Regions from separate parts of the Mus musculus genome. Here region 2 is linked to region 1. The links are chromatin contacts, found by Hi-C or POLR2A ChIA-PET in ENCODE. All regions are on one chromosome and are shown on one strand. Each heading gives the region's core, a stretch centred on a gene start or an enhancer-like site at or near the end of the contact. The rest is flanking DNA. Distances are from core to core; before and after follow the strand shown.

The links. A loop is a pair of places that touch in the nucleus more often than their neighbours do. ChIA-PET counts read pairs that join two places held with the same protein, here RNA polymerase II (POLR2A).
Region 2: a loop to region 1 is called in a map of mouse trophoblast stem cell, with 2.7 times the contacts of the local background. The contact joins the promoter of Hsdl2 here to the enhancer-like site in region 1. A Hi-C loop is called at or near these places in 16 of 37 maps with a recorded cell type or tissue (CH12F3, ES-E14, Patski and 5 more). POLR2A ChIA-PET finds 5 or more read pairs at or near these places in 3 of 5 experiments (Patski and embryonic stem cell).

The regions. Positions count from the first base shown.
Region 1 is chr4:59,379,626-59,385,246 of GRCm38, forward strand. It overlaps Susd1 (sushi domain containing 1), which reads right to left. Exons shown (of 17, transcript NM_001163288.2): 7 at 1,236-1,333; 8 at 1-160. Among named protein-coding and RNA genes, the nearest start is that of Susd1, 56 kb to the right of the region's middle. Within about 2 kb of position 2,571, at least 1 of the 3 ENCODE cell types and tissues checked has a DNase peak (open chromatin) inside an H3K27ac peak, as active enhancers do; it is heart, where a contact is called at or near this core.
Region 2 is chr4:59,580,022-59,585,439 of GRCm38, forward strand. Hsdl2 (hydroxysteroid dehydrogenase like 2) reads left to right here and starts at 1,542. Exons shown (of 11, transcript NM_024255.3): 1 at 1,542-1,754. The coding sequence starts at 1,738.

The DNA.
Region 1 (5,621 bases), core at 1,321-3,820:
GCACAGAGCGCCTGGGAGGGGCTGCAGAAATGCTTATGGTGTAATTGGTTCCTTGTTGGAGGTGCAGGCACACTTCTGGGGTTCTGCTGTCTGTGGTCACATTGACTGTCTCCTCATAAACTGATTCCGCAGCATCCGGCTGCTGTCTTTCAACGCGTATCTTTAGAAGAGGAAAGACAAGAGAATCCACCATGACTCCAGTCAGAATAACGGAGGCTTTATGGTGCTGAGCGCTGTTTCTCTGAGGGTCCCATCTTAGATACTATGTAACCCCGGAGTTGAATAACCACGGAGGAGAGAGAGGGCCTGCTCTGCCATCAGGTACCTGAGGACCAGGCCTAATCATCCCAGGAACCAATGAGACCTAAGCTGAGACAGAAGTGAGAATTCATGGCTCTTCTGACCACAAAAGATCAACAATAAAAGGAAGTTCTCCTGCCAAATCAGCACGTGCGTCCAGCCTTCTCTGGGGCAGGAAAGCACAAGTGCTTGGAAACGAGCAATAAAGAGAATGCCAAACAGAAATGCCAGTCCCACACTCATACCTGGTCAGATGGCATACATGCTAGATGTGAAATATGTGTATAGCTCAAAAATCCCACCCATTTTTTAAAACAGGGCAATAGAACCAGAAAACAATTAGACTGACTAAGAACCTTCATATTTCTCATTGAAACCGTATAGCTGGAAGATAGCAGCACTAAACAGTGTGGTTTAGTTGGTGTTTTCCTAGTTATAGAAGCATCATTGGTTTGCCTTCCACCATGGTCACCTGCGTGATAACAGTGTTCACGGCCTGCTAGAGAAAACAATTCTTTTCTAAATGAATGGAGGTTGAAAGCATCTTCTAACCTTGTCTTGGCCTTTGTGTTGGCTCTAACTGAAACGTTGATGTGTGTTTTCAAGAATCTCTGTTTAAGAAGATGTGCCAAGGAACGGAGACTTGCATATTCAAGCAAGAGTCTACACCAGCTTATACCAAGTAATTAACTGTGTGCTGTTTCATGAGTTACACTATCTGTAGCTTGTTACTATACATTTGCAAACAAATATGGTTTCACTTTGTGTGACTGAAGGAAGGAAGAGGAGCCAGCAGAAGGAAAGGAAGGAGATGGTGGGTGGTGGGGAAGGAGGAGGGAAAATGGGGGAGGGGAAGTGAAGCGCCTATAGGCAAGTTCTTTTGGCTCATATTTCCATTTCTGCATTTGCAAGGTAAAGCACCTCCCTTTGCTTACCAAGTACACGATCCTGGCGTTCACTCTCTCTGGACTTATTTGCCATCTCACACAGGTGTCATTAAACACCAACACATCATGAATTTCTATCATTATTTCTAGAATAGAAAAATAAATAAATAAAAGAATTGACACATGAACCTCAACCATGGGCTTTGGGGAGCTCCTGGTGGACTCGGGGCCTCTGTCCAGCTGGTATCTCGGCTGCTCACCAGTCACGCGCTGGTTCGGATGCTGAATTGAGCAATTCAAGCAATCCCAGATGGTTCATCATGAATGAGCCTGGCCCATTGCCTGACCAGGCAAAAAAAGGAAAAGATTCCTGCCTGCGGGTGGGGAAGGGCTCCAACTGTGATTAGTCTGATGGGCCACTGGATGCCACTGCTGTTCCACTCAGAGGCTGCAGCGAGGCCCAGAAATGAGCTCCGACTGGAAGCTTCCTTAAGGCATACAGGAGAGAGCTACTGCTCCTCGCTCCTCTCAGCCTGGGTGGTAGGCATTCACTCAGGTGACTGCAGAATCCCAAGGGGGAAGTGGCATGTGTTACCATGAAGGACGGTCCCTCAGGTGAAGCTTGGGGCAAAGAAGTAAGTTCTCCACAGAGTTCCTGGTCACCCACGGTCTCCTCTAGCAGAAGCCATGGGATCCTGATCTGGTGAGAAGCCAGATTTCTCCCACTTGTGCTGGTTCTAAAAAACCTTGCACTTCAGTGATGACTCTGGCAGTGTGGGAAAACACTCGACTCCCTTAAGTAGCACAGTTTCCAAGGGGCGCTGCTATCCAACTACTTAAAAGTTGTTCAGCATGGCATGGGGGAACCTACCTTTTCACTTCTTAAAGTCAAATCTCTGACAGATAACTAAAGCTATTTCTCTTTGCAAATGGCATGATCTTAGATGCAGACACCTAAAGAATTCAAACCCTAAAAAACAAACAAACAAACCCATAAACCTATGAAGGCCAGGAAAGGAGTCCGGGAATGATGCAGGACATAAGGTAAATATGCGTTTCTGTACACTAGGAACAGATGATTAAAGGATAATAAAACAACTTTCTTTTACAATAAGATCAAAAAGGAGGGGAAAAATAACAACAAATACCCATTTTAAGTTAGGCATTGCTCTATCATTCCTGGAGACAAGAATTGCCATTCCATCCAAAAAGAATATTCCATGACCCTGTTTGAGCTTTCCTGCGGAGCCAGACACTTCCCAGGTTCTTAAGTCTAATGTATGCCAGCCCTGCATACACCTTGGCAACGTGACTGTTTCTTGCCTCCTGCTCTGGGGTTTCCTTTCTGTGGCTCACGCACTCCAGCACATGCAGCCTGGAAGGGGAGAGGAGTTAAATCCCCTGGGGATCGGCACTAGTGAACCAGCTATTGCCCTTTTTGTCCCTGGAGGCACTGTCATAAGTGACTGAGTTTCCACAGCCTTTCAGAAAGTTGTATCCGCAGTGGAGCAGTGTCCCGTACCCAGAGGAGATCCAGATGCTGCCGCACCGCCCTGCCCAGGGAGACCCGGATGCTGCAGCGCCCTCTACCCAGGGAGACCCGGATGCTGCAGCGCCCCGCCCCCCGCCCCCTCAGAGAGTCCAGGATGTTGTAGCATCCTCATACTGTTTCTTTCTTTCTCTTAGTTAGTTCTGTTGGTCCCCAATCCTGCTTCCTGAGTCTTTACTCCCCATTAATGTAATAATACGCACTTCTGGTTCTGTTTGGGGAAAAACTAACTCAAGACCGCCATCAAGATAAGTGAGAAGAGACTTACCACACAGGCACAAGGAGTTGTGTCTGAGCCTCAGACCCGATGTTCATTTGTTTCCTGTTCACTTATTTATTTACTGTAATCAGCTTGATGGGCCACTAGATACCACTGGAATCTACTCTGGGATGCTGGAGCGAGGCCCAGAACTGGACTTAGCATTATATGCTTACACTAGGAAAGTGGAGACTGATGGATAGATCCCTGTCCCATCTAGTAGGTGAGATCAGAGTAGTGAGAGATCTCATTTCAAAAGCCCAAGTTTGGTTCCCAGCACCCACACCCACATCAAACAGTTCACAACCACCTATAAGATCAGCTCCAAGGGATTTGACACAGGCACCTCTAGTCACTGCACACAGACACATCATTAAAAATAATAAAACTTTTTAAAGTTAAAAAACAAAACAGATGGCTACCGTGGAACAATACCCAAAGTTGACCTCTCTGGCTTACACACACACACACACACACATACACACACACACACACACACACACACACACACACACACACACACACAGGGGGAGGGTGGAGAAATGAGAATGATAATTCAATAATTCTTTACCTCAGGAAATGATACACCATTGATACTCCTTTTATTGGCTAAGAACAGATTTAGCCACCATGAGGAACAAGGAACCTGGGCCGGAAACACCCGTAGGTTAACATAATTCTCTTGTACAGAACCAAGGTCAGCTTTGGATTCACCTGGACTACTGAAATGGTCACATGTCTGCATCGCACCACACTTGTTTTTTTGAGTAAATCCAAGTCATATATTAGTAACGGAAAATAAATTGAGGCTGAGAAGAAAACACAAATTTCTACAGAGACATCAGAGTATCAGCTATGAAGCCTAAAAAAATTCATAGGTTTCTACATCAATATTCCTCTTCAGAACATAATAATGTGGTTTAAAAAAAAAAGAATACAGTTGTCAGCAGGAAAAACCAAAAACAAACAAACCCCAGACAAACAAACAAATAAACAAACAAAGTAATGGCCTTGTTCTTTCGTCTCCTTGGTTAGCAAGGGTGATGCTGATTCCAGTCAGTCCATCACTGGATAAACTTCAAGTATAACTGGCCACATCTGTGGCTGCCCATTAAAGTCCAGGACTTTTAACATCCCTGCTCCCTCAAACAGCCTTCTGACGGTAACTCAGCAGCTGGTGCAGAGGGAGCAGAGGTATTTCCCCCTTCATCTTCTCCCTCAATTGCCAATAAAGCAAACAGCCTTCCTATTCGGGGTGCCTGTGTCATCCAAGTGGAGATTAGAAAAGGGTTTCCTTTCTTGTTCTTCCTTTCTGCTCGTTCACTATGACAACTGTAAATGACATCTCAAAGATGCCATCTGCCTGTAGCCTGTGCCATGTTCTGCACAGATGGGACCCAGATCTGATTATAGCGATGCCAGATATTCCATCCCAAAGAGAAGCCTACCCAAGCTGATGTCTTCCCCCATCAAGTTCTACAAACAGATTGAAAAGACTTTTTTTTTGTTTTTTTTTACAAAAATCCCAGGTGTCAAATGCCTGCATTAATGCTGCCCTTTGAATATACAACACTTGGCAAAATGTACGCTAATTCTAACTATGCCATTAATTGAAAAACGCATAGGGACTGACAAGATAATTCAGTGGATAAAGGCACTTGCCAGCAAGACAATGACCTGAGTTTGATCCCCAAAACCCTGAGGAGGAAACATACTCTCACAAGTTGGATTCTGACCTCTACACGTGCACAGTGGCATACATGCACCTACACATACACACAACCAAGTAAACAAATGCCATAAAAATTGAAAACAAGGAAAAAAGAAAAAAAAACCATACGAAAGTCTTTTTCGGACTGGTGTCCTCTTCCATTTACTGCCCATGATTTACAGAATTGTTACTGGATGGCAAGCATCCACCTGTGTCAAACACTGGACTGTGAAGAGGATTAGACCACCAGTTCTTCCTTCAAGGAGCATGTTGCCTAATGGACGGAGCAGTCACTGCTGCAGGCAACTGAGAGCTCAGTAGCATCATCGCAGGCTCCACACAAATACGGAAGGGCACAAAGAAGGAAGGCCTGGAGGACCTGGGAAACTGAGTTTCATAGTGGGCACTGCCTTGGGGCATAAGTGGCTGTAGAGTAGAGGGCAGAGAGAACAGCGAGTCTGGACATCAAGGCTAGCGAGGCGGGGAAGAGGAGTGAGGGAGAAATGTCAGCTAGGTACAGAGCGAGGCTGCAGAGGAAGCACAGGCTGCACCCGGGGAAGGGCTTGCCTGCCAGACGGAGGACAGACACCCCTCCTCCGAGCAGAGGCAAGCTGCAGGGTAATGAGGGGGACAGTTTTCCATCTGAAAGGAAGCACCAGGGTACAGAAGAACCGGAGGTCATAAAATAGAATCTAATGCCATTTCCTCCACGACAACTATGTCAGGCTCAGACTGCTCTTCCCAGGCCTGATCTCATTTGCCCCGTAGCCATAAGAAGCAATAATAAAAACAATAAGAATGAACACTTATTAAGTTATAACTATGGACCAGAGAGTATGTACAGGACTTTACCCTTCAAAATAACCTGATGGCTGGACAGAGCCATGTCCATTTTATAGTCCCAAGGCTTGGATG
Region 2 (5,418 bases), core at 292-2,791, 200 kb after region 1:
AATCATTATTATAGGTTACAAACTCACGTGTCAATAGCTAATGGTCAAGGTGATAAAAGGGTAAACAGCCACAGTTTAATAATACGTTTTTATTTGAATATTTAATTAGGGCTAGAGAGATGGTTCCCTGGTTAAGAGTGTTGTGCCCAGATTGTAAAAATCCCAAGGAGAGGACCAGGAATCATACCCCACTGTAATCGCATGAGGGTCTTTATTTAAGCTCGAGCTTGGGCCACCAACCTTCCTGACAGAACAGGAAAGAGTGAACCCCCAGGCCTAAGTAAAGGGGGTTTATAAAGAAAAAAACCCGCAAGCGGGTTTTTGTGTTGGCAATATAGGAGAGGGTAAAGGAATGCTGTCCTTTAAACCTGATAACATTTGTTCAGACAGCAGGGCAGAACCGTGTAGCTGAAAAGGTACCTTTCTGACCTGGGAAGAGTAACTTGTGCTATCAGAACCGCTTCTGATATGTTTACAACCGGCCACAGCTGTCTGGGAACGTTTGTCTCTTTTTCATAGTCTAAGAGTGGGCTATTATCATTTCAAGGGTATTGGCTTCGGTTTCCTTCAACAGCAAGGAGCCATCTGCACTGTGAGAAATGTTGGTTGTTAATCAAAAGGGGTCGAGTTTAAGTGACGTGGAGGCTAGGGTATGCTGCTTTTCTTTTGTTCTCAAGGCTGGCATTTGCCTTTCCCCACCCCCCGCGGGGGTGGGGGTATCGTCAGGGAGAGGGAGGGAGTAATAACTGCTCTAGCTGCGCAGGGTCAGGAGAGTGTAGGATTTGATGTGCAGGTTTCTCTTGTCTGAGCACTGGCTGCTCTTCCAAAAGATCCAGCAAGTTTGACAATTAGGAGAGTATATACCTACCTGTCTTAAGTTGTTTTCTGAACTAAGCTTTAGATAACAACCTCGTTAGCATCTTTTTCTCCCGCTACAAAATACAAAACAATTTCATTTCCTGGGTAGCTCAGTTAGGTATAACTCCAAGAACGAAACTGAATCCCAGACTCGACCTCATTCCGGCATTCATTCCAGGACTGAGGATTCCTTCTCCAACCTTGATTTCTGTGGCCCGGATCATACGATGAACGCTTGCGGGAGACCTTTGCAAAGATCTCTTCCAGAAACTCCTGTCTCCAGACACTGGAGGTCAGGCTAAATTTAGATTCAGTGGCAGCGAAAATGAGAGTGACCGGCTTCTGCAAAAAGCATTTTTCAGATGTCTACAAGTGTTCTTCGGAGAGAGCGCCTTGGCTCGGGGACAGACAGGGGAAAACGACGCCCAGCACCCTCAAGTCAGTCCCCGGAGCGCCCCTCAATCCGCCATCTGGCTGGCTGGGAGCCGTCGATGCGCCGAACCTAGGCTGAGGAGGAAAAGCCTACGTAGTAATGATGCTCTAGACACGCCAGTGGCCCACAGGAGAAACTGATTGTCACCTACAGACTCGGGAAAGGGGCGGGGCGGAGGTGTACTCCAAAGCGCCTGCGCAGAGCGTTGGTTTCCTGGGTGTCGTTTGTAGAACTGCGGGAAGAACCGCCCAGTGCCCGGTGTGCGCAGGCGCACACCGTCTTGTAAGCTCTCGGTCTTGTAGGATCTCGGTCTTGTAGGAGGGCCGGTCCCCGAGCGGGTCTCGGGGCGGGGCCCGGGGCGCGGCTAAATGCGGAGAGAAAGTTCGCCTGTCACTCACAGCTCGCTGCTGTTCCACTGCCACCAAGTTCTCTGAACTGCGAAGGTCATGCTGCCCAACACTGGGTAAGAGGACGGGGGTGGGATGGGGTCAGGGGCCAGTCGGCAGGTCGCCGGCGCAACCCAGAGCCGCGCGCTCTGGAACACCGGTTCGCGGAAAGATAGAGTCGCTGGGACCTGCGCATGCACGAGAACCCAAAGTTCTGTACTACTGAGACTCAAAAGTTGTACACTGCAAGGGGCAGTGGTGTCAGATACTCCACGGGGAAAGGTCGCGAGCGTAGGTGTCCCCGACGACCCGTTGTAGCCCCATCTCGCCTTTAGCTTGGCCTGGTGACAATGTTGCTTTCATCTTCTAGGCGAAAGGTCGCTTGAGACAGTGACTTCAGATTTTCTGTTTGTATGCTTGATTGTAGAATAATAGAAGAATGGTGTTTTGAAAATGGTTTTCAAGTTAGTAGCGAGTTAAAATGTTACAATACGAACATTTCTGGTAAGGGGTTTATTTATTTATTTTACTTAAAAATGAAGTATATTTATCCCAGCCTAGCCAGGTGCGGTGGCGCCTGCTTTTAATGCCAGCACTCAGAAGCAGGGTCAGAAGATCTATTGATTCGAGGCTGTTCTGGTCTACATAGTGAGTGTGCTAGGCTCACTCTGTCAGCAAACGCTACAGAGTTAGAACCTTGTCTACACCCCCTCCCCCAAGCCCACTTATATAGAGACACAATTGTGCAGCCAGTCACCAGGACTTTACAAAATCAAAACAAATACCCATTAAACAATGTTCTTCCCGATTCTTCTTGCCCTTGGTTCCTGCTGAACTCAGGTAGGTCCACTATGTTCTATAAAGTTTATCTTAAGCAGAGTGACAAGTTAAGCCCATTCTGTAATTAGTTTGACACATATAGACAGCTAAAAGACTTAAATAGTTCAAAAGGGTATAAGTCTCTTTAAAACTCCAGTTTCTTTCTGTTTGTATTTTTTGTACTTATCAACATATTTTGTATACCTTACAGGGATACCTTCTTTTTAGAAAATAGTAGCAAACTCCATTTTGGGCTTGCTGTTTTTACCTGACATGTCTTGGCACATACTTAGGTTTCCAGTACACACAGCTTGTCTTTGTCCTCTTGTTTTGTTTGTTGTTGTTGTTTTGAGACAAGGTTTGTCTGTGCCCTAGCTATCCTGGAACTCTCTCTGTAGACCAGGCTGGTCTTGAACTCAGGGAGTTCCTCCTGCCTCTGCCTCCCCAGAGTTGAGATTAAAGGCATGAGCCTGTCCTTGTCCTCTTTAATGGTTGCAAACTATTATTGAAGACCATTATGTACTTAACCTGTTTCCAATTGTTGGATATTAAGTCATTTCCAGCTGTTTGTTATCTTTTTCTTGGTGGTGTTTTATTCTATCTTTGCTTCCATTATTATTCTTTTGTTTTATTTTGGTTTGAATTGAATGTAAACGGGGCTGGTGAAATGGCTCAGCGGTTAAGAGCACTGACTGCTCTTCCGAAGGTCCTGAGTTCAAATCCCAGCAACCACATGGTGGCTCACAACCATCCATAGTGAGGTCTGACACTCTCTTCTGGTGCATCTGAAGACAGCTACAGTGTACTAATGAATAGTAATAGATAAATCTTTTTTAAAAACTATTTAAAAAAAGAATTGAGTGTAAACCTGGCTGTCTTTGAACTTGTGATTTGAACCAGGCTGGCCTTGAACTCACAGACATTTGCCTGCTTTTACCTCCTAGGTGCTGGGATTAAAAGTCTGTGCCACCATGCCTGGCTTTACTATCCCTCTATGTGTCTGTTTACACATAGATGAATATACTATCTGGGATAAATTCTTGAAAGTGAAATTGCTAGAACCAAGGGAATATATTTTAAAAATTTTTGATACTACAAGACAGACAGGTATTCACCACCAAAAGAATTGCACCATCAAAAGTGTTATTGAGAGTACTGAGCCCAATCTAGCCAGTCACAGGTTCTGAAGTTTGAAAAACTAAAGACCCTAGAATAGCCTGAAAGGGGGAAAAAGAATGAAGTGAACTGGCTTTTCTGGATATTAAAGTGGTTTATAAAACTAGAGTAATTAAAAATAGTTCTAATACAGACTAAGTAAATTCTTTGGGAACCCATCCAGTGGCGGGGGGGGGGGGGCTCTTCATTATAGTTAAAATTTGTATTATTTTTTCACTAGTGAAGGTGAGACAGTTTGGCCTCCAGAAGACATTTGGCAATATCTAAGGAGACAGAGTATCATAGCTGAAAGGGGATGCCAAGTGGTGGAGCCCCTAGATGGATGTAAACTACTTACAAGCAGTAAACATCCCCTGATAGTGGAACTGTCTAGTTCAAAGGGTCAGCTCTGCAGAGACTGAGAAAGTGTGGTTTAAAGCCATTTCTGTATCTTTTTACTGACCTGGTTTAACCAGCAAGGTGTCTTTGTCATTGTGCTGTGAGACCTGGGACAGAATCCAGGGCTTCGTGCATGTTCAGGCGAGCACCTTTTCAGTCTCTTGGCCCCGAGAGAGCTAGCACCACCAAAAGTTTTGACTGGTCTCTGAGAACTTGTGTATTTATTTGAGAAATCTTTTCTTTTACCATGTTTCACAAGTTTTTTTTTTTTTTGAGTTTTCTTATAGCATTGACTATGGTCCTTATTAAACATGAATAAATATGCTTCCTCAAAGTCAGGATCATCACTCTGACCTTTGAAGGCTGCTTTGTTTCTGGGATGAGCCTGTAAGACCACACAAAGATCTTTTATTTTAGGTGCTATTCTGATGTCTTAGTCTTACGCTGACTTATTTACTTATTTTGTGATGCTGGAGATTGAACTCAGGGACCCACATGCTTTAGACACATTCTCCCAAGCTACCCACTCCCACCCTTACTTTTATACTTTTAATAAATATTTCATATTTTATGGTGGATACATATATATGTATATATACATATATATACATATGTACTATATTCATCTTTTCTCATCCACCTGAGATTTATTTTAGCCCAGGAAGTAAGTTAGAAAGCCCAAACCATTTTGTTCAGATGGCTTCCCCACCCTCGCAGTCACATTGACCTAATTATTAATTCTTTCTTTTCGATGATGTACCACCATCATAAGGGAAGATCTTGTGTGCATAGGGATATGTTTCTATACTCTGTCCTATGTTACCTAATCTGTCTACTCATGTATCAGAATCCAATAATTTAAATGACTCTAGCTTTATAAACCTTTAAAATCTAAAAAGGCCAATTCTCTCTATTTAGATTATGTTTCAGAATCTTCTTGTCTGTTCTTGAGTTTTTAGTTTTTGAAACTTTAGAGCTTGAGACTTGCTTGTATATATTTTTCATTTTTTTTAAGTAGTTAATTGTTTTCATCGCATGTACTCTAGTTTTGAGAGGTTCTTAGTAAGTCAAAGTATGGGTTGTCTGTGCATTTGCAAGTTCTGGCTACCTACCAATGGCATAGAGAAGAACGCCCTTGCCATTGGCATTCTGATCCTCACATTGGAGACCTTCTTAGTAGGACAGATCTGGCTGCCTTTGCCACTCCTGCTTCCCATGCCCTGGACTCTGGGTGAGGAAGAATGCGCCCTTTATCCTACTGGGATTCAGTCCAGCTGTATACCAGGCAAAGGGGCAAGCCCTGCAAGTCAATAGTTGGCAGACATTTTCGTGTGACTATTTAACATTAAACATCTCTGTATTTGTGGG